Regions from separate parts of the Homo sapiens genome. Here region 1 is linked to region 2. The links are chromatin loops, found by intact Hi-C in ENCODE. Cell type or tissue: chondrocyte. All regions are shown on one strand. Each heading gives the region's core, and the rest is flanking DNA. Links, peaks and the distances in the headings are about the cores only. Region 1 has its middle 80 kb from the start of GFPT1. Region 2 overlaps ARHGAP25 (Rho GTPase activating protein 25).

Region 1 (10,517 bases), core at 1,519-9,518, 560 kb after region 2:
CTGCTTCATTAGAAATTAACCCCCTGCTTGTGCTGGCCACTATTTGCTGGGTTTCTGTTACATGCAGCTAAACACAATCCTAACTGGTTTATCCTAGAAGTGGATCTGCTCAGAATAAGTGTATGGAGTGGAAGGAGAAAATAAGATGAAAGTGCCCTGGGAAATGCTGAGAGATAATAGAAGGCAGAAAAGGGCCAGGCGCAGTGGCTCACACCTGTAATCCCAGCACTTTGGGAGGCTGAGGTGGGTGGATCACCTGAGGTCAGGAGTTCAAGGCCAGCCTGGCCAATATGGTGAAACCCTGTCTGTACTAAACATACAAAAAAAAAAAAATTAGCTGGGCATGGTGGTGGATGCCTGTAATCCCAGCTACTCAGGAGGCTGAGGCAGGAGAATTGCTTGAACCCAGGAGGCAGAGGTTGTGGTGAGCTGAGATCGTGCCATTGCACTCCAGCCTGGATAACAAGAGCAAAACTCCATCTCCAAAAAAAAAAAAAAAAAAAAAAAAAAGGAAGAAGAAAGCAGAAAAGGAGTCATTCATAGCAGGGGCTGTCTATGAGTGACTACAATTAATGTAGAAAACATGAGGCTATAAAAGCAAATAAGTGAAGGACACAGAGTATTCCAGGAGAGAGTATCAACGTGCTGGAAGCTACAGAGACAGCCAGTAAGGGAGGCTCTGAAAAGAATGAATTCAACAAAAAAAGACCACTGGTCTCAGAGGAGTGTCAGGGAATAGCTGTACTGCCTAGGGTTGAGGAGTGAATGGAAGTGAGGAAAAAGGGAAAAGAGTTTAAGGAAGAGGAAGGGCAGGTGCTAACAAGGAGCGTGCGGCGTGTGCAGTCAAAGGAGGTGCTTTTTTAAATGAGAAGCCCATGACATGCTGATGGATAGAATCCAGAAGAGAGGCAGAGGCTGACAATTTAGAAGACAACACAGAACTGTCTCCTTCCATAATAATAGAATCCCCTGGCTTTTAAGTGGGCATTTAATTAACCAACTAGAGTCTACATTTCCCAGCCTGCCATACAGCTGGGTTGCTTGTGTGACTTATTTTGAGCCAATGATATCTCAGCAAAAGTTAGGTGTGAAATTTCAAAGCTATTTGCTTGAAGACATCTGCTATGGACACATCCTCTCCCTTCCTGTTGGCTGGGAAATTGCAGCAACTACTTTTGACCTTCAGATTTTAAACAGACAAATTGTACTGTATGAAAATAATACCTTTTTCATTGAGATGAGGTTTCACTATGTTGCACAGGCTGGTCTCCAACTCCTAGCCTCAAATGATCCTCCTACTTTGGCCTCCCAAAGTGAAAATAATACCTACATAAAAAATAATTAAAATGAAATGTTGATCCTTCATTTATAACAACAATAAGGAAAGAAAAGAGTGGTTATCATTTTTCAAGACATATTTTGTAAAATAAAAAGCTGGGAAATTTATATGAATCCCCAATTTTTTCCAAAATTTTCAGGGCTGAGAAATTAACAAGTCTGAGAACCATTGTATTCATTATCTATAGCTGTGTAACAAATTATTCCCAAATTTTGCAGTTGAAAATAATAAACATTTATTTTCTCACAATTCCTGTGAGTCAAGAATCTGAACTGGTGTAGCTGGGTCCTTGGGCTCAGGGTCTGTGATGAGGCTGCAGTCAGCTGGGATGTGGTCTCATCTGAAGGCTCATCTGAGGGAGGAGGGCTCACTTCCAAGCCCTTCATGTGGTTATTGGCAGAATTCAGTTATTTACAGGCTATTGAACCAAAGAACTCAGCTCCTTGCCTCACAAGTTTCTCCGCAGGGCAGCTCACAACACAGTACCCAGCTTTCAGCAGAGTGAGCAAGTCAAAGAGCAGGACAGGGCAAGCAAGATGGAAGCCAGGGTCTTTTTAGAGGCTGCCTACAGAGCCTCCTGCTGCCTGCCTCCTCCTCCCAGATGCAGGAGGGCCAGGTTTGGCAGGGTGGTGAGCCTTCTCCAGTGTGACAGGAGAAAAGGAGAGGCTAGGAGCCACCATGCCTCTTTGTGCAGGTGAGTCGATGGGAAGCTGAGGGATGGTGGATTGCTGGCTTCTATTTTCACCCCAAATTAGGGCAGCCACCCAGAATTGAGGGCAGGCAGTTGGGGAAGGGGGTGGTAGGAGAATTGAGAGGAATGGGGAGCTTTCAAATAGCTAGGGTGGAGAATAGGAGACAGATGAGAGGAGAGAAAGCCATGGAAAGTGATGCTGTAGCTTGGACCCAAACCTGGAGAATTTTTAAACTCTGCATAAGCTGTACTTCAAGGATCCAGCAGTTTACTTCCATATGAGTTGATGCCTAAATTCACCCCAGAGTCAGATTTGCCCTTTTCTAGGAAAACCATCTTGAGTGAAGCAAATGCCCACATTATCCCTGAAGGTAACTGCGAAGCCTCCAGGAATCTGAACGCAGATGTTCCAGGCAGACATGAGTGCTGCCTGATCTGAGGGTGGGTGGAGGGAAAGGAATGCACTGAGCTCCCGACATCCCCCCGTGCGCGGCTGATACCCGAGTGCGCTGATAGCAGCTGTGGCTCTGTGGAGCGCAGCCTGCAGGGCCCAGGGTGGGGCTGTCGCTGAGGGTGGGGCTGCTGTCGCTGAGGATGGGGCTACTGTCCCTCTCTCTCTCCGCAACTGGATGAACCCCACTGTCAAGTGTCCTAGGCACAGACAGACCAAGGCACAGAAATGAGAGGATCTGAGTCCCGGGCTGCAGGAAAAAGGAATTTCCTCTTCTCTTTGGGCCCGGGGACAAAGTAAAGGCTGTCCCAAAGGTGAATGGAAGTCCTCATCCTCTCTCCTGAATATAGAGAGCAGGTAGAACCCTCTCTCTGGGGGAGAGATGATGGCAGCTACAACTCTGCGGGGGGTCCCCATCTCCCCAAGGATGCTCCTATGGCCCTAGTAGCCACCACCCTGGGAGGTGGACTGCACCTCACTGCCCTGTGCTTGTCCAAGCCTCCAGGACGGTCCTGCTAAAAATTTCAGCCTGATCTCAGCTGCGTTACAGGGCCTTGGAGAAAAGCCTCCTCATCCCCTTGCCCAGAATACCAGAAGGGACAGCAGCGTCCCTCTTCCAGCCCAGGGCAGCCACGTGCTGACACGATGCAGAGGCCAGAGCCCAGAGCCCTGGACCACACACGACCAGTTCTTCTAAGACAGCAGGCTGAGCAAGGCCTGGGGAGTTGAGGCATGCTGCAGCAAGGGGTGGGGGGGGGGGGGGCGTTGGAGGTGAGGGTCCTGAATGGGCAGGTGGCATGTGAAGTGGATTGAAATGGGAGCTTATATTAGCAGGTGGCTGCTGAGGGTCACATGTACTGGTCAAGTCATTGCAAGCTGGTCAGGCACTGGGGTGGGCAATGGGTGGGGCAGTCAAGACTGAGGCATGGTCAACCCATTTCTGCCTGCAGTTTTGTGTGGCTGGGACATCCCACTGGCATCTCCTAGCCCAGCTCCTTTCGGACAGCTCTGCAGTCAGACCTCAGACAAGCTGCCAGTGGGGGTTAGCGGGAGACCTGGCCACCTGAGAGGCTGCGCGACTTCCCTTTCTCTACCAGGGCCGTCGCTCCTGGAGCAAGAAGCCGGCATAAGTGGGACCTCGAGGTCCAAAGCGACCTCAACATCAAAGAATTCAGCACTGTTTTGAATAGCCTGAACCAGCTTCCAAATCAATGCAAAATCCACTCACCTAGGGGCCTCGTCTTAGCTTAGCCCTTGTCACCCCCAGCCCGGGACCCTGAGGCGACAGCAGCTCACCTTAGAGACACCAACATTCTTTTCTGGTCCCTAATGCGCTGTGGACAGGGAAACAACCCAGCCTCGCTGACCTCAGCCATCTTCCTGTGCCAAAAAAAAGGAAAGGAGCCAAAAGGAAGAGAGGCGGGAGAGACCACATTTTAAGGAGAAAGATATTTACAGATAGGCTCCCTCTCCTGCCTTCAACCCCTGAGCTATAAAGCCTTGAAACGTTGCAATTTGCAATCAAATGTCAGACACAAAACCTTCTGGCTGGAGATGCAGCCGTGCCAGCTTCCTGAATTCTCTCCTCAATGTCGGCTGCGTGGGGATTTAAACTCATTTAAACTGGTGGGCCTGGGACCGGCTGTATCCATCAAAAACCAGGAAGGGGAGCCGGCGCGGGGCGTGCACAGCTGTAGGAGGGCTCTCTGTGTGCGAATCCAGGCCCTGAGTTCGCACGCCCACCTGGGGCGGTGGTCCAGCCGCCAGGAACCCGCTTCCCAGCCGCTCCCCCTCACGCAGGAAGCCGGGACTCTGGGCGCAGCTCTCCCGGACCACGGCCACGTCCTGGCTCCAGCTACGGAGGCAGAAAGAAGCCACAGAAACCTAAAGGACAGGAGGGGAAACTGAGCTTTCCGCGTGGGTGCGGCTGCCCTTGACACCCGCTTGGGGGCTCCGGAGGGGGAGGCAGGGCGGCCCCGCGCTGAGGGTGGAAGCGTGAACATCCGAGCAGAGAGAGCGGGGAGGGGCCGTCCGGAGAGATGCCCCGCTGGCCCGACTGTGGCCCCCGGGAAAGACGCCGGTCCCGTGAGCACCGCCCCTTCTGTTGTCTCCAGACGCCCCGCTGGGATCACTGCGCGCCGCCGCAGCTTCCCCACTACCCGTTCCAGAGCCACACCCTGGGGTGCGGCCGACACAAGATACCGCAAGGCCGGAGCCCCTCTGCGACCCCTACTTCCGAAGGCCGGGCCCCGGGCGCCTGCAGCCTCTTCCGCACCCGGCTCGGCCGGCGGGTCTGGGGCTCCCGGCACAGGTGGAGGTGGTGGCAGGTAGGAGGCGCTGCGGGGACACTACTGTCCCTGCCCTCCAGACGGCGCCCCGGGACGGCTGTGCCCCCAGGGCCTAGAAAAGTGCCTGAAGCTCAAGGGCCGCTCTCTGAGGGAGAGGGGACCGATCTGAGTGAGATCAGGGAGCGGGCAGAGGGGCTTGGAGGGGACCAGCCCAGAGCACCCCCACAGGGTGTCCCTTGGGTCCTGCCCTAGACTGCGCTGGATGGATTCTGCACACCCCACATTCCAGCCTCCCAAGACCATTGATGCCCTGTGTTTGCAGGCATGGCGCGCCCCGCAGAGCGAGAAATGTAAGGAAGGGCACAGGGCCGAGACGCGTGGCCGCCCCTTAACTGCGCTTCCTCTCGACTCTCGGGGGCTTCGCGGCGTCTGTGCTCATTCAGGCTGGGAAGGCGCTGCCCCCGTGTGGCCGCTGCCCGTCTCCGCAAGGCTGTCGTGTGGGGCGCTCCTCTGCTGTGACCAGCGCGGTTTGTGTGATTCCGCTCCCCCGCTCACACCCACCTGTTTCAGCACTGTTTTAAATAGCCAGAACCAACTTCCTAATCAATGCACCTGGGGTGGATACGGCGCGGGGGTGGGGGTCACAGTAACACCACAAAGTAGCATTTTTCTGGTTCGGCTCCACCTGGAGAACTGTGGGTTCTGCGGACCCCCGAAAATTCCAACCAATTACCAAGTAGTTCAGAAGTTCCAGGAGTCTGGGCCACTGTGGCGGTCGCCATCTTCTCCTGCTGAGGGGCTGAGGTGCCCATTGCTGTCCCTCTCTTCCCGGTGCTCTCAGTGCTGAGCTCCAGCATGCCCCTGTGGAAGGCCCTGCCACAAAGCCTGGCTGCTCCACGCTCCCTGACTCGGCTGTCCTCAAATCCCCCTTCCCCTCTGACAGCCAGTGGTTTCTTTACATCAACTAGGTGCCCCCAAGGTTAGACTTTCCAAGGAAGACCCCGCTCCATTTACACGGTGGTTTCGTTTTACATTTTTAAGCAACAGTTCTCTCAGATATTATTAACAGAGAAAGCATCGTTTGGGTATAAAAGAAGAAGGCCGAGAATGAGGACATCTAGACCCCAGCTGTGGTGTTCTCCAACCAGCGCTGTGCTCCTGGGGGTCTCTCTGGTGGCTCTGTTTAACAGGGGGTCACCTGCTGAAATAGATGGCTGTGGTGTTCATGGCAGGGGATATGAGGATCTTTTAGTGCAGAAGAAAGTTTAGTGGAAAGGAGATGGTGGAGCAGTGAATGAGAGAGTGACCCTGTGGTATGTGGTCCCAGCCCCACTCAGTGCAAGAACTGAGCCTGGTAATACCTCAGGAGCAGCCGCTGTGGGGTGACCAGCTTGCGGGGCAAGGCATGGGCCCTGAGGAGAGGGCACAACAGGTGCAGACGATTGCTAACCCAGACCCGCAGAAGACGTAATGGGCTTCTTCCTAAACACACACGCAAACTCCTGGGGACTTTGATAAATGCCTGTGGCATTTGGAGTGGTGGAGGAGGACACCAATGTCCTGTCGTTATGAAGGACCCCAAAGCTGGGGGAATTAAGCCAAAATATGGACCCACAGATTGGCTGCTGCTGGCGATATTCACAGGAGGTCATGCAGATTCTGTCTGGGATCATTGGAGTCCCGATGCCATGTCTACCTACATCATGCACGTGTGACACCCTTGGAGTAGAACCAGTTTATTCACAGGGTAACCCTGGCAGTGGCATCTGTAGAGAATTCTGGAGCTTGCAGCTGGGAGGGACCCTCAGTACTCCCTGCTGGCTCTGGAGACCCCAGAGGACAGTGAGGGGGCAACAACTGAGAGGACCTCCTAGGCTGCTCTGAGCTCCTGGGCAGGTCTAGAGAGGTGGCTGGATGTTCCAGAGGGAGGAAAAGGCAAGTGGCTTTGCCCAAGCTGGCTGGCATTTCTGGTCACTCTGTGTCCCTAGAGAAATGCCTGAGAACACTCAAAGTCCTTAGGTCAGACCCAACATGTCTAAAAAGACGGAGTCTTCCTGGAGACTATGGGGAAACTATGGAGAGGAGGGTCACAGGGATTATGTCAGATGTGCCAGAATCTGGGATACAGGCACACAAGCTGGGTCGGTGATTCCTGAAGCCAGGTTACCCTGGCATTTCCAGTGACACGATCCAGTTCTAAGTCCCCTTTTGTGCTTCAGTTCCATAGAGTAGGGTTTCTGTTACCCATAACCAGAGGAGTCCTCTCACAATACAGGATTTGTTAAGTCTCCACACATAATTAGATATGGGCTAACAGGAAGTGGACATCTCAGGCAGTGGTAATCTGAAGGCTGCGGTGCCACTCAGAGAGGTGTGGTAGGTGCTGTGCAAGTTGTATTGGGAGTGTGAACTGAATTACTGTGGCAGTGTCTACTTCTGAATGCTGGGTGTGGCTGGCCCAGGAGACTCTGGACCCAGGAAAAGCCTGTTTTGCATTTTCTCATGCAGGTTCATCTCTCTTACAATCACGGACTACCTCTCACCCTGCACTTCAAGATACCAGCACTTAACACTTAATTCTGAAGTGTATTGGGTGCCTGAAAACAACCACATGCAATAATAAAACTCTCCCCAGTTCCAAATGGCTTGAACTAGCGACACACAAAGAGAGGGAAGAGGCCCCTGTGGATTGAAGATTATTAAATATGAAGTATGTTTGTCAGGAAAAAAACCTTTGTTTATATAAACAGTAGAAGCGCCGCCATGGTAACCCTGCTGGGTTTGCTCTGCAGCCCGTAAAGGCCTCAGAGCCAAATTACCACCTCCTTTTTCATTGCTAGCCTACATTTTTAAAAAAACATCTCCAGCCAAAATTCCATGATCTGCCTGCTTGGTTTCCAGGCTCAGAAAATATCATTTTAAAAGGACTTGGGAACCAGTTAGAACCGCTGCCGATGCTTCTAAATGAAAGCTCATTTCTCTCACACACACTCTCACACACAAAGACGCATTTTGTTTGCCAAACTACAGTATGCTTTTCCCTTTTTATGTAACCCAAGTTTCCTTGGGCCTCCCAAGCCTGCAGGGCCGATGAAATGACACTAACATGTGACCCACAGGAACCCAGATCCCATTGGCTCCAGGTGTTTCTCCCACTTGCTTGCAAGGGCCTTGCCTCCTAGGAGGTCTCTGAGTCCTCTGGGTCGTGTGCCTGGATGTGGCCCTGAACAAATCCACTGCCAGACGTAGGGCGGCTTGTCTCCGCAACAGGGCCCGATAGGACCTGCATCACCTCTGTGCTGTCCCTGGAAGTCAAAGCACTTGGTGGTGGGTGAGGAGGCTGCTCCGAGGAGAGCCCCTCGCCTCCCTTTGTGCTACACTCAAGAAACACGCCCCAAACCAGGCCGCTGTGCCCACTGCCTCACAGGCATTGTCAGCAGATGACCTTAGAGTTTACTCACATGCCCCGGCCAACCAAAGATCCCGGCCACAGATCCCAGGGCCAGTCCAAGTGGTGGCAGGTGGCCCTTCTCCGCATTAAGCTTCCTCCTGTGGCTGAGGGCAAACTCATCATTTCTGCCCTGCAGGAAGCTCCTCAGGCCCTCCCCACAAGAAGTCTTTTGGGTGGCCAGGCCGCCCCATTCCGACATGTCCAAGCACATCTGTATCCACTTAGCCCCAAGTGGGGTCCCTTCTCCAACCTCTCCATCCGAGAGAGCCCATTCAAGAAGGCAGGTGGGAGAGCCACCCTCTCCGTGTGGCCGCCTGAGGCTGCCGAGAAGCCAAGCTGGGCCTGAGCTCTGGGGGAAAGGATTGCTCCACTCCAAGGGAAAAGAAAATTGACATCAGATTATTTTCCTACATCTTTTCCCACTTTTTAATATTTGCCACATTGCATTCCACATTCCAATCTCCAAAAGGATGGGAGCATTAATAATATAAAAGAAAGAAGTGAAATTAACTCGACTCTAGAACTTTTATTATTTTCAAGCATATAAAGCATGAGATTTATGGCTGAGCATAAAGTATGTCTTTGACTTGAAATGTTCTCCTAGAGATACATTAGGGAAACAGCCTGATATGGAACCAGACCTGCAGAGATACTGTGATGTTGCAATAAGCCAAGTTAAAGTTATTTATTGAGTTTGGTCAGTTTTGGTATTTCTCTGCTTCTCTTACTTGGCTGGCCATAGTTTTGCTTACTTTTCAACGTTTTTAAAGTTCTTCATTTAATAGAGAATAAATAATGCTGTCTCTGTCTCTTGATTTTCTACTTCCCATTCACATTTCTGATGAGTTTTACCTTCCACATGTTACAGGTATTACACATGTTACCTATATTGCAGCATTAAAAGCCCTTTTATAGACATTCTTTCAATGAATATGTGTGTAAGATCTTCATTTGCTTTTTCACACCTCAACTCAGGATTCATTTCACACATTTCTAACTCAACCCAGGGTAGACGGGAATCAAAATGACTTTCAGATAAGGGCAAACTGGCTTATCCTGGTGTTTCAATCCAAACATAACACTGAGAAAATGATGTCTCTCTCTTTAGCTCTAGCACCAATCCTCAGAGCAGGGAAAGAGAAGCTAAACAAAATATTAGCATAAATCTGGACTTTTACATCATTACTTTCTTCAAAGTGTTATAAATATATAAGCAACTATATGCAAGGTCCTTTTGCCCCTATTATTTCACTGAGATCCAGGTCTGCGTGAGCACACAGTGCTCCCTCCCATACCAAGGTTCAAACAATAGATTTCAGTGGCTCTGTCCACATATATAAAGAGAAAATGGTTCCTGAACAAATTTCAATGAACATTTCCCCCTCCAGGAAGACAGAGTCGTGGCTCCCGCACACTCTTGCCTGAGGTTGTACAATGGACACAATAAAACTATGAGATCTAAAGATGATGTTTCGGCCAGGCGTGGTGGCTCACACCTGTAATCCTAGCACTCTGGGAGGCCGAGGCGGGTAGACTGCCTGAGCTCAGGAGTTCAAAACCAGCCTGGCCAACATGGTGAAACCCTGTCTCTACTAAAAATACAAAAAAATTAGCCAGGCGTGGTGGCAGGCACCTGAAATCACAGGTACTTGGGAGGCTGAGGCATGAGAATCGCTTGAACCAGGGAGGTGGAGGTTGCAGTGAGCCAGGATCACGCCACTGCACTCCAGCCTGAGTGACAGAGCAAGACCCTGCTCAAAAACAAAAGCAAAAAAGCAACACACAAAAAACCCCCTACCTCTTAGAAACCAAGAAGAAGAAGAAAAAAGTTCTTAACCTGATAGAGAGTATCTACAAAAGTCTACAGTAAATATAATGATAAAATGTTGAAACCTTTCCTTTGAGATCAGGGACAAAACAAAGATGTTTCCATTACCATTTCAGTTCAAACTGTAATGGATGCCCTAGGCAGCACTGTAGAGCAATTTTTTAAAAATACGTAAAGATTAGAAGAAAAGAAACAAACGTGCTGTTATTCACAGGTAATATGAGTATATACCTAGAAAAATCCATTAGAATTAACAAGTAAGTTTAGCAAAGTTGCAGCAAACAAAAATCAACACAGCAAATTTCACTGGATTTTCCATAACAGCAACAAACAGCTTTTAAAAATATATCATTTTAAGAACAACAGAAAATATCAAATACCTAGGAATAAATATAACGAAAGATGTGCAAAGCCTCTGAATTGTTTCCTGTGGCTGCTGAAACAAGTTACCACTAACTTGGTGACCTAA
Region 2 (10,517 bases), core at 1,240-9,239:
GTGATAGACTGATTCCTTCTCACTCATCAGTCAGCCCAATTAAGCATCTGTCCTCGTCTTACTCAACTGTCCTGCAGCATTTGACACAATCAGGCATTTTCTCCTTGAAAAAAAATTTTTTAGACTTCCTTGACACTGTGCCCCCTGGCTTTCCCTTACCTCATTAGTTACTCTTCCTGAGTCTGCTTTCATGAAGTCTCCTTCTCTACCAGATCTCTTAACAATGAAGTGTCCCAAGCAGGACTGGCCACATCATTCGTGGAGCCTAGTACAAAATGAAAATGTGGGGTCCCTTGATCAAAAATTATTAAGAATTTCAACATAGTGACAGCAAAGCATTACACCAAGTGCAGGGACCATCTAAGCATGGAGTGCTGTATGAGTGTACAGGTTTTCTGTGAAGCTGGCTCCGGTCCCAGGGCTCAGTCCCCCGTCCTCTTCCGTTTATCCAACCTTAAAACCTTTAAAGCCCTTTCCATGGCTTTAAGTCCTACCTTAACTTTCATACATTAGCTCCAACGTCTCTTCTGGGTTCTGGATGGCCCCACATCTCCACCTGAATATCTCACGGGCTTCCCTCCCCCAGTGTGTCCAACACAGAATTCTGAATCATCCCTCTTCCCACCCCTCCACACCCAGTTCACCTGCCCTTTGCAAAAGGCTCTACTATTCACCGAGTTGCTCAGGCTAAAAACCTAGAGTCATCTTCATTCATGTTTTCCCCTTCCACTCCAGATCTAATCCACCAGAAAAGACTTTTGGATTCACCACCAATTTATGTCCTTAATCTGACTATTTCCGTTATCTCCAATGCTGTAAACACTGCCATTTCTTGCCTAGTCTAGGAAATAGTTAGCTGACTTGGCTTCCTGCCTCCACTCTTGTCCTGGACCATGTATTTTCTGCACAGTGGCCAGACTCGACATCTTTTAAAAGTGGAAATCAAATGTGTCAGTTCCTCATTAAAATTTTCAGTATACTTAGGATTAAATTCAAACTCATGATCTATGCCCGTGGGATCAGGCCCCTTCCCCTCTGTCTCCACCCACCTGTAGTCCTCTGCTCCTCCCACACTGTGTCCCAGCCACACCCTCCTTCTATTAACAGTTTTCTGAACATCCAGTGCTCATAGCCACCATCTCAAGGCCTGTCTGCTGTTCTCCCTGAAATGTGCTTCCCAGATCTTACCATGGCCTTTCCTCCACTCCATCCAGTTTTAGTTCAAATATTATCTCTTCAAAGAGGTCTTTCCTGACCCTAGCATATAATTAGCTGTAATTAGCCCCTGCAAATCCAATCTCTCTTTATCCCATTATCTTACATTTTTTCTTTATACTGTTATTTGTGCCTGAAACGATCTCATTCCTTTGCATGTTTGCACTAGATCATAAGCTTCTGAAGGCAGGGCTTTGCCTGTTTCATGCACTTTTAGATAGTCACTGCCAAGAACAGTTTCTGTCACATTACAGGTATCAAAGAGATTTTTGTGGAATAGCCTGTGGCCTGTTAACTTTTCTGCAGCCCAGTGAAATTAAGTAAGTTAAAATGAGTCCAAAGCATTTTTTTTTCCTGTCCTTATTAGTGATTGAACAACAGTTTGGTCCAGAGAGAGATATTTCTGACTTTCTTATGGAGAGGGAAGTGGGGCTTTTGGTTTCTGAAGCTAATTTGGAACAGCATGTGGGTGACTGAGCATTTAGCTATCCCTGAGGGCGGTCAGGTCTTAAGTCATTAAGGCTTAGACTACTGAACAGAGCTACAAGGGGTATGTCTTGCTCCTATAATCAAAGTCTTCTTGATGATTGAAACTCAAGTGTGGGCAGAGAAATCCTTCAGACTCAGGGGCCCTGGGAAAAGTAGCTCTGCTCAGGAATCCAAACATGAGAATTAAACCTCAGTTTTGTAGTATGGGCAGTTAGGTTTAGTGGGTAACTGTGATTAGAGGCGAGGATGGGCAAGGGAGAGGAAGAAAGAAAGACAGAGAAGCTTAGAGAGAGAGGGAGAGAGATACCAGCATACAGGGGTGAGGGAGAGGCAGATGGAAGGAAGAAGGAGGAAGAACAAGTGGAGGATGGATGTGGGTGGAAGAGAGGACCAATTACATTGGGCCCTATGCTTAGAAGGGTTCCACACTGAATTTGTTATTTTGTTGTGACCATCCTAAAATTCTTAATGATTTTTGAACAAGGGGCTCTACATTTTCATTTTGCACTGGGCTCTGCAAATTATGTAACTGACTGACATTCTGCCACCTTGTATCACAGGAACTAGGTCATCTTTGAGCCATCCCTTGGCCTCATGACCTCCTCCTTCCCCAACTGACTGCACCGTCAGTCCTGTCCACCTCCTACCTAGATCTCACATTCATCCACTTCTCTTACCTCCCTTTCAAGCCTAGATTCCACTGTAAGCCTCTTAACCATTTCCCGTCTTGCAGTTTTCATGGCCTTTAATTTATTCTCTGTGAGCACCCCAGTGCTTGCGAGTGTCGATAGCTTTGTCGATCAGAGCAGTCACCCTGAGGCTAAAGGGAATCATGCAAAGGCAGCCTCAGTGCTTGAGCTGAACATTCTCAACTCCTGCACTAAGTTAGTGGTTACCAAACGTGGCTGTCCTGGGGAGGTTTAAAAAAATTCACCTGCTCAGGTTCCACTCCAGAGACATGGATTTAAGTAACAAGGGCTGTGGTCTAGGTATTCGAACTTTTCTAAGCTCCCAAGTGACTGGATATGCAGCAAAGTTTGTGATCTGTGCCATAAGTGTTGCTAAGACCCAGAGCCACAGCACAATGGCAACACATTCCCAAAATGTTTGCAATTTTGTTACTTTATCATAGTGGTTTTGAGTTTTGCAAAATTTTCTTCTCTAAAAATATACATTAAAACATTATTTAATATTCCAGAGTACAGCTTTGAGTAACCTGGCCCTTTTTTAAATTTTATTTTTTAAAGAGACAGGGTCTTGCTCTGTCGCCCAGTCTGGAGTACAGCTGTGTGATCACAGCTCACTGCAGCCTCAACATCCTGGGCTCAAACAATCCTCCCACCCCAGCCTCCCAAGTAGCTGGGACCACAGGCGTGCACCGCCATGCCCGGCTGATTTTTTTTTTTTTCTTTTTGTAGAGATGAGGTCTTGCTCTATTGCCCAGCTGGTCTTGGACTCCTGGCCCCAAGTGATTCTCCCACCTTGGCCTCCCCAAGTGGTGGGATGACAGACATGAGCCACTGCGCCCAGCCCCATGAAGCCACTTTTTTTTTTTTTTTTTGAGATAGAGTTTTATTCTTGTCACCCAGGCTGGAGTGCAATGACATGATCTTGGCTCACTGCAACCTCTGCCTCCCTAGTTCAAGCGATTCTCCTGCTTCAGCCTCCCAAGTAGCTGGGACTACAGGCACCTGTCACCATGCTCGGCGTATTTGTATTTTTAGTAGAGACTGGGTTTTGCTATGTCGGCCAGGCTGCTCTCAAACTCCTGACCTCAGGTGATCCTCCCGCCTCGGCCTCCCAAAGTGCTGGGATTGCAGGCACGAGCCACCGCACCGGGCCGAGCACTTTTTAATTTTTGGAAAATGTGTACCTCCACTGTGAGAGGCGTCTGTGTGTGTGTGTTGTGGTTTGAGTGCCCTGAATTAGTTAAAGGCATTCCTTCTTCTCTGAGGTTCCCTGCAGACCGGACTGTCTGTGATTCTGCAGATGTCAGGGCTGCACAGAAGAGGGTGGAGGCCGGGCCGGCCCCAGATCCTGCTCACACAGGGAATTAGTGTCAGAAGTGACGTGTTAAGGGGTTACTGAAACCAAAGGTGAAAGCTTTTTGCTTATAATGTGAGTAGTGAGGAGGAGGCACTAATAATAGTTATTAATGCCACTTGTCAACAGACCCCTGGAAAATAGGACAATACATCCTTTCTCTCCCAGCAAGTCCAGCTGACATTTATTTCACCCGCTTTAAGCACGAATTACCTGTGGAGTATCCTAGAAGGACTTGTTTTTGGAATAACATTGCAGACTCCAAAAATTGTCTACCATTTCTGACTCTTTCAATGTCTTTCACTTGTACACAGTGTCTCATTCCATCCTAAGAGGGGTTAAAGGATGCTCATCCTCACGCTGAGCCCAGGGAGGGTGCAGGACTTGCTCACTCACCCAGCCAATGGGGGGTGCTGGCCTAATCCCAGGCAGTATTCTGACTCCCAACCCAAACCTATTGTTGGTCCACTAGAGACTTTGGATAGAAACCAGAGGAGAATAGGAAGGGCCAGGAAAAACTCAGGCATGTAAAACAAGGAACCAATTTTAAGGGTGGAAAGCTAAGGTGGAGATACATAGCATGTATAAATACAACTAAAGAGCCACGGGCATTTGGCACATTTTAGAGGACAGTTAAGACTCTTACTATCCTCCAGTTAGCAGTAGATTTCCTCCTATTCGCACACCTGCCATTGCCATTTTCCCTTTCTGTTCCAAACGACTTCAGAATGGCTTACAATTACACCCAGCTAACATCTGTATCAGGTTTATATTCAGTGTCTTTCCCTTTGTGTCCATGGATTAGCTTCAGTAAGCCCAAAACCCTCTAGAAATTGTGTGAAAAATTATATGCATATAGGCAGATTCTCAAAGGGGCCTGTAATCTCACAAAGGTTAAAACCATTGCTTTATGTTTCCAAGTACAGAAAATCTCCTCATTAAGTAATCCTGTAATAATTAGTCTTCCTGGTCTGGACCAATCCAAGAGCGACAGCTAACCGGGAAAATCCTAGAATGGCCTGCTGAAGGCTGGTCCTGGCCAGCCACAGGCCTGCTTCCTGTTCATTGCGAGGTGTAAACTGACGCTGGGAGTGGCCACTAGATGGCGGCAAACTCAGCCAAGTTTGGCATGGGCTTCCGTTGGCGCTACCAACTGGCAAGCTGTGCAGGTTCCTGGCATCCATTTCATTAGCTTCAAAATAACGCGACCACGAATAGTTGATTGAATTTTAGACCCCACGTAAAATTCTTCTGGACCTCACTTATTGTGTTGGGGCAGGGATTTACTGTTCTTTCAATTCACTTGGTCTTTAAAGCATAGAGGGCAGGCAGCAAAATTACCCTCCACGTCCTGACATCTCTAAGGGAATAAAGCTTGGGACTGCTATAAATAAGGAAAACTTGTTAAAGTTCATGAAATCAGCTATGGAAATTGTGGAACATAAGTCATGGTTCCATTTGTTTTATAGAAGTGTAAAAAATGAAATCTGTTCTTCAAGATAGAAAAAAAAGAGAAATATTATGAATGCCATTTAAAGGAGACACCTGCCATTTCTGTTTCCAAGTTCCCCTGGGGCCCACAACCTTTTATTTGATAGTAGGTCTCCAGAAGAGCAGTGGCATTATTGTTATCTCATAGATAAATGTAATAGGCCTCCTTAGGGCTGTTTTCCCAACTCCACCTTTCTAAGGGCTCCTGACCCAGTCTCCAAGGATGGTCACTGGCTTGAACTTTGGCTTGAACATTCCCCCTTGGACATAGCCAACTAGAGCAGAATGAACAGCTGACTCAAGCTGTGTCTATTTCATTTCTCCTCAGTCTGAGGTTCACAGAGAATGGGCATTTGTAAGTGAGTCCTGGAAATCAGAGGGCACTAAGAGGAAGGCCTTTGAACTCTGTTGAGAACTCAAAACCTGCAAAATGTGCTTGATTTCTACTCTTCCTGAGCCATGATTTCCAACCCCCCAAATTTCCCTAGATTTTGTGAAATAATATACTATGCTTTAAAAATTACACACACATAAATATTATATACATAGTATATATACAAAGAGAGAGAGAGAGAAAGAGAGAGAGATATCAGGGATTCCCAATCTCATCACTATTTTGATCCAGATAATTCTTTATTGTTGGGGGCCATCCTATGCATTGTAGGGTAGTCCCTGGACTTTACCCAGTTGATGACAGCATCAATCCTCCCAGTTATGACAACCAAAAATACCTCTAGACATAGCAAAATGTCCACTTGGGGTGGATGGGGGGGGTGATAAAACCACCCCCCAGTTGAGAACTATTAGCTATCTATCCTTCTATTTATCTGTATCTAGATTAAACCAACTTGATTTGGTACCTGTTTCTTGCAACCAAGATATTAACTGAGACAATGGGAAAATAAAGACGTAGAGAAATTATCTGAAATGCTCATATAGTAACACAGCAAGTTGCTGTATGGCGGAATCAAGACTAGATCCCAGAGCTCCTGAACATTAGTGGGTTTTCTGCTACTTTCCACAAGAGAACTCCTGTGCAGGGTCTTTAACCACACCAACTTGCCCAGCATCTTGCTTTCCTTTGTATTAAAACCCAGTACTACTTGAATTATGGAAGGAAACACTCCTGGCTACATTTTCTTATTTGTTTGGGTCATCAAAATAAATAATGTGGGTGGGGATCATGGTAGGGCTTTCTTCACAGGAAGTTGAAGCAGTGTGGGTTTGTTGCCAGGCGTGGCATCGCATGGCTTTCCTTAGCACCTGTGAAAAGAACAAAGCTAAATGATGGGGTGCTATCTGTCCACTCTGAAATGTTACTCCCGGATCACTGGGGTAGATTTAGCTTGATGTTGCTCTTGAATGTAGTCTTTCCCACGTTCTCATGTTTTTTCAGGTTACTTACCTCAACAAGTCGCTGTAGAATAGTAAATATCACTTAATTTTTTTCATTCAGAACTTCAGAACTTGCATTATCTGTGGAAACATTTGAAGGTCAGGAGGAGGTGAGAATGTCAGCTCTGTGTAACAAATGTGCAATAAATGTGAGCAAATGAAAACAATGTTTTTAAATGGTCATTCGGTAAGATGTATTTTTTTTTTTTTTTTGAGATGGAGTCTCGCTCTGTCACCCAGGCTGGAGAGCAGTGGCCCAATCTCGGCTCACTGTAAGCTCTGCCTCCCAGGTTCACGCCATTCTCCTGCCTCAGCCTCCCAAGCAGCTGGGACTACAGGCGCCCGCCACCATGCCCAGCTAATTTTTTTGTATTTTTAGTAGAGACGGGGTTTCACCATGTTAGCCTGGATGGTCTCGATCTCCTGACCATTTTGAACTGCAATCAGGTGGGTTTTGTTAAATACATACAGCCACGTAACAACCACCACAATCAAGAGTTCCATCACTGTAAAAAAATTTTCTCCTCTCATCTATTTCTAGTCAGCCCCTCTCACCCAGCCCAAACCTTGGACAACCACTCATTTGTTATCTGTTCCTATGCTTTTGCTTTTTTCAAAATGTCATATAAATGAAATGATAATGTGTGTTTTTTGAAGCCTGGTTGCTTTTATTCAGCACAATGCATTTGAGATTCACCCATGTTATGACTTGTATAGATAGTTTTGTCCTTTTTATTGTTGAGTGGTATTCTATTGTATGAATGTATCTATTCATCACTTGAAAGATATTGGGATTGTCTCTAACTTTTAGACATTACGAATAAACTGTTGTAAATATTTGCTTATAAGTTTGTGTGAGCATAACGTTTTATCTCTTTTGGGTAAATATTGAGGAGTGCTACTGCTGGATCATATGATAGGTATATATTTAACTTTATAAGAAGCTACCAAATTGTTTCCCAGAGGGGCTGTATCATTTTATGTTCCTACTGGCCATGTATAGAAATTCTGGCTGTTTCTAATTCTCACTGATCCTTGATATTGTTAGTTTTTTAAAAATTTATGTTAGTTATTCTAATATATTTGTAGTAGTATCTCATCTTGATTTTAATTTACATTTTCCTAATGACTAAGGCTGTTTGGCCTCATTTCATTTGGTAAAGTCTCAGATCAAAATTTTGCTCATTAAAAAATTTTCTTGTTTTCTTATTGTTGAGTTTTGTCCTTTTTCAGATATGTGATCTGCAAATATTTTCTCCTAACATGTGGCTTGCTTTTCACTCTCTTAGTGTTTGCTTTTCATTCTCTTAGTTTTAATTTTGATGAAGTCAAATATCATGTTTTTCTTTTATGGATTGTGCTTTTGGTGTCAAGAGTTGTTTTTGATAACCTCAATCCAGTATATTCTGTAAATATTGAATACATTTCATAAATATTACAGACTCTTTGAGTCTTTTGTTCAACTCCTGCTTGCAATGGTTTGCAAACATTTTCTTTTATTTTTTCTCTCCAGCACTGCCCACATGAACACACCCACACACTTAAGCATTATAAACACAGATTTCCTGTGTTACTCTGAACTCTCAACCCTCCTTTTCCAGGCCTCCTCCCAAAGATCATAAAAGCCACATTTTCCAAAATATCTTTTATCACTCAGAGAAAAGTGCTGGAAGATTGTAATGACCAGTGCTATTTTTATGGCAGAACACTCCAAAATAAAAAAATATATATCATACTGGATTCTCTTTTTCAAAATTATACAAGTTAATTCAAAATGGCATTCTGAAAACTCACCGCCCGCCAATCCATCAATCCCAGGTATAGCATAATACATGCTATGTATTAACTGAATTTAATGTTAAAGTCAATTAATTAGCTACATTTATCTATTTGCATTTTGAAACCTCTTCCCATATATTAAAAGGAACAGAAATTTTTGCATGCTTTTTTCTTGAGTCTGAGTACAACTTCTACCTACCGCTCTTGCGTCTGATTTTAAGTTGGCTTGTTTCACAGTTGATACAATAAGAAAATGCTAAGAAAGAGGAGTGGGGGTAATGGTTGAGTTAAAAAGTTGAAAGAGGAAAAATTTGATTTGTTCTTGAGCACACGGAGCAAATCCCTTTCTTTTGTTTCTACAATTTTACGTTAAGATATTTACTATTTCTTTTCTAAATGTATCCTAAACAAGCTTATTATAAAACATGTTATTTTATGTTTGATGAATCTCTATTTGGTATATGCATTAAATTTAATGAAATTATACCCTTAAAATATAGCTCATAGAGGATTATGTGTACATGGCAGAATCTATCCCGCCACCTAGACAACAATTACTCTTTCCAAGTCTGTCTGATGTATCTATTTTGGGACCCTGGTGTCTAATCAAAATTGGCAACTTCCAGAAGGAGGCTTGGACAGTGAGTTGTACTTAATTTCAGTGAGTTTCAGCTCTTAACACAATAGTGGCTGCACATCCTCTACCCCTAGCCCTGTGGCAGGCTTTCCAGATGTGCATACATTCCAGTAGCAGCTTGTGCTCAACGTGCAGGGGCCGAATGGGAAAAAATGAACCCTGTCCTACAAATAACAGGGATCTATGTTGTGATCACTGATGCCTGCCTCTGAACACAAAGGTACAGACAAAGAAATGGCAACCATGTGTTTGCAACTCTCCCTATTGTTGTAAGCACCTCCCCCTCTGGCTGAAGTGACTTCCAGGGGATTTAAAGAGCTTGTGCCTTTTCCTGTGTCTCCTTCATTTTTCTCCTTTTCCCTTTTTGGGAGCCAGACATTGAAGACTAAGACATTCAAAAGCAACCACATATATGGGGTAAGTTGGAAAGACATTGAACTTGCCCAGGGGAAGGTGCAGCCTCAGAAAAGACCTAAGAAGACTCTTAAGTGTGCAGTTCAGGCTGATCCTTGGCAACCTACAACAATTACAATAAACAAACAAAATCCAGCAAATCCTTGAGGAAGGGAGACAATCTGATTTCCAGAGTTACCATATCATTAGATTCAGATATCCAGTTGTTAGCAAAAAATTATGAGGCATAAAAAGAAACAAAAACGTATGGCCCACTCAAAGGGGAAAACAAAGACCAACAGAAACAGTGCCTGATGAAGACCTGATGGCACATCTACTAGACAAAGACTTTTAAAAAAATCTTAAAGATGCTTAAAAAACTGAAGGAAAATTTGGAGAAAGTCAAGAAAATGGTGTATGCATTAAATGAAAATATCAAAAAAGAGATAGAAAACATAAGAAAGAAACTAAAAAGAAATGCGGGAGCTGAAAAGTACAATAACTGAAATGAAAATTTTAAAAGAGGGATTCAAAGGCAGATTTGAGCAGGCAGAAGAAAGAATCAACAAACTTGTAGATAAGACAGTGAAAATTATCAAGTATGAGAAATACAAAGAAAAAAATATAAGAAAAGTGATCAGAGCCTAAGAGACATCTGGGTTACCATTAAGTGGACCAGCTTACTCATTGTGGGAGTCCTAAAAGGAAAAGAGAGAAGGGTGCAGAGAGAATATTTGAAGAAATAATGATGGAAAACTTCCCAAATTTGATGAAAGACATGAATATAAACATCCAAGAAGTTCAATGACAGCTGATGAACTGAAAGAGACCCACATCGAGATACACTATAATCAAACTATCCAAAGTCAAAGAGAATTTTGAAAACAGTGAGGGAAAACTGATTTGTCTCATACAAGGAATTTTCAATAAGATTATGGGCAAATTTATCGTCAGAAACTTTGAAGGCCAGAAGTAGTGGTCTGATATATTTAAAGTGCTATTTTTTTCAGCTGTCAACTAGAAATTTTATACGCAGAAAAAATATTCTCCAAAAGCAAGGGAGAAATTAAGACAT

The links. Peaks named below come from ENCODE experiments on the same cell type or tissue, not always from the same donor. Only the 100,000 strongest peaks of a DNase experiment are listed, where the experiment ranks them.
Region 1: it touches region 2 in a loop (2.7-fold over the local background); 2 of 110 quality-filtered maps call a loop at or near these places.

What each region holds. Positions count from the first base shown.
Region 1 is chr2:69,302,325-69,312,841 of GRCh38, forward strand. No RefSeq gene overlaps it. Among named protein-coding and RNA genes, the nearest start is that of GFPT1, 80 kb to the right of the region's middle. RefSeq lists enhancers at 3,789-4,528, 5,014-5,063, 8,179-8,681 and a silencer at 4,634-4,783. In chondrocyte, for the core only: a CTCF peak has its summit at 5,180; DNase peaks (open chromatin) are centred at 3,524, 4,286, 4,667, 5,191 and 1 weaker place.
Region 2 is chr2:68,747,075-68,757,591 of GRCh38, forward strand. The region is part of intron 1 of ARHGAP25 (Rho GTPase activating protein 25); the gene reads left to right. It overlaps LOC105374790 (a long non-coding RNA gene), which reads right to left. Exons shown (of 3, transcript XR_940225.3): 2 at 6,644-6,714; 3 at 6,413-6,501. Among named protein-coding and RNA genes, the nearest start is that of ARHGAP25, 18 kb to the left of the region's middle. In chondrocyte, for the core only: a CTCF peak has its summit at 4,845 (motif pointing right); a DNase peak (open chromatin) is centred at 4,854.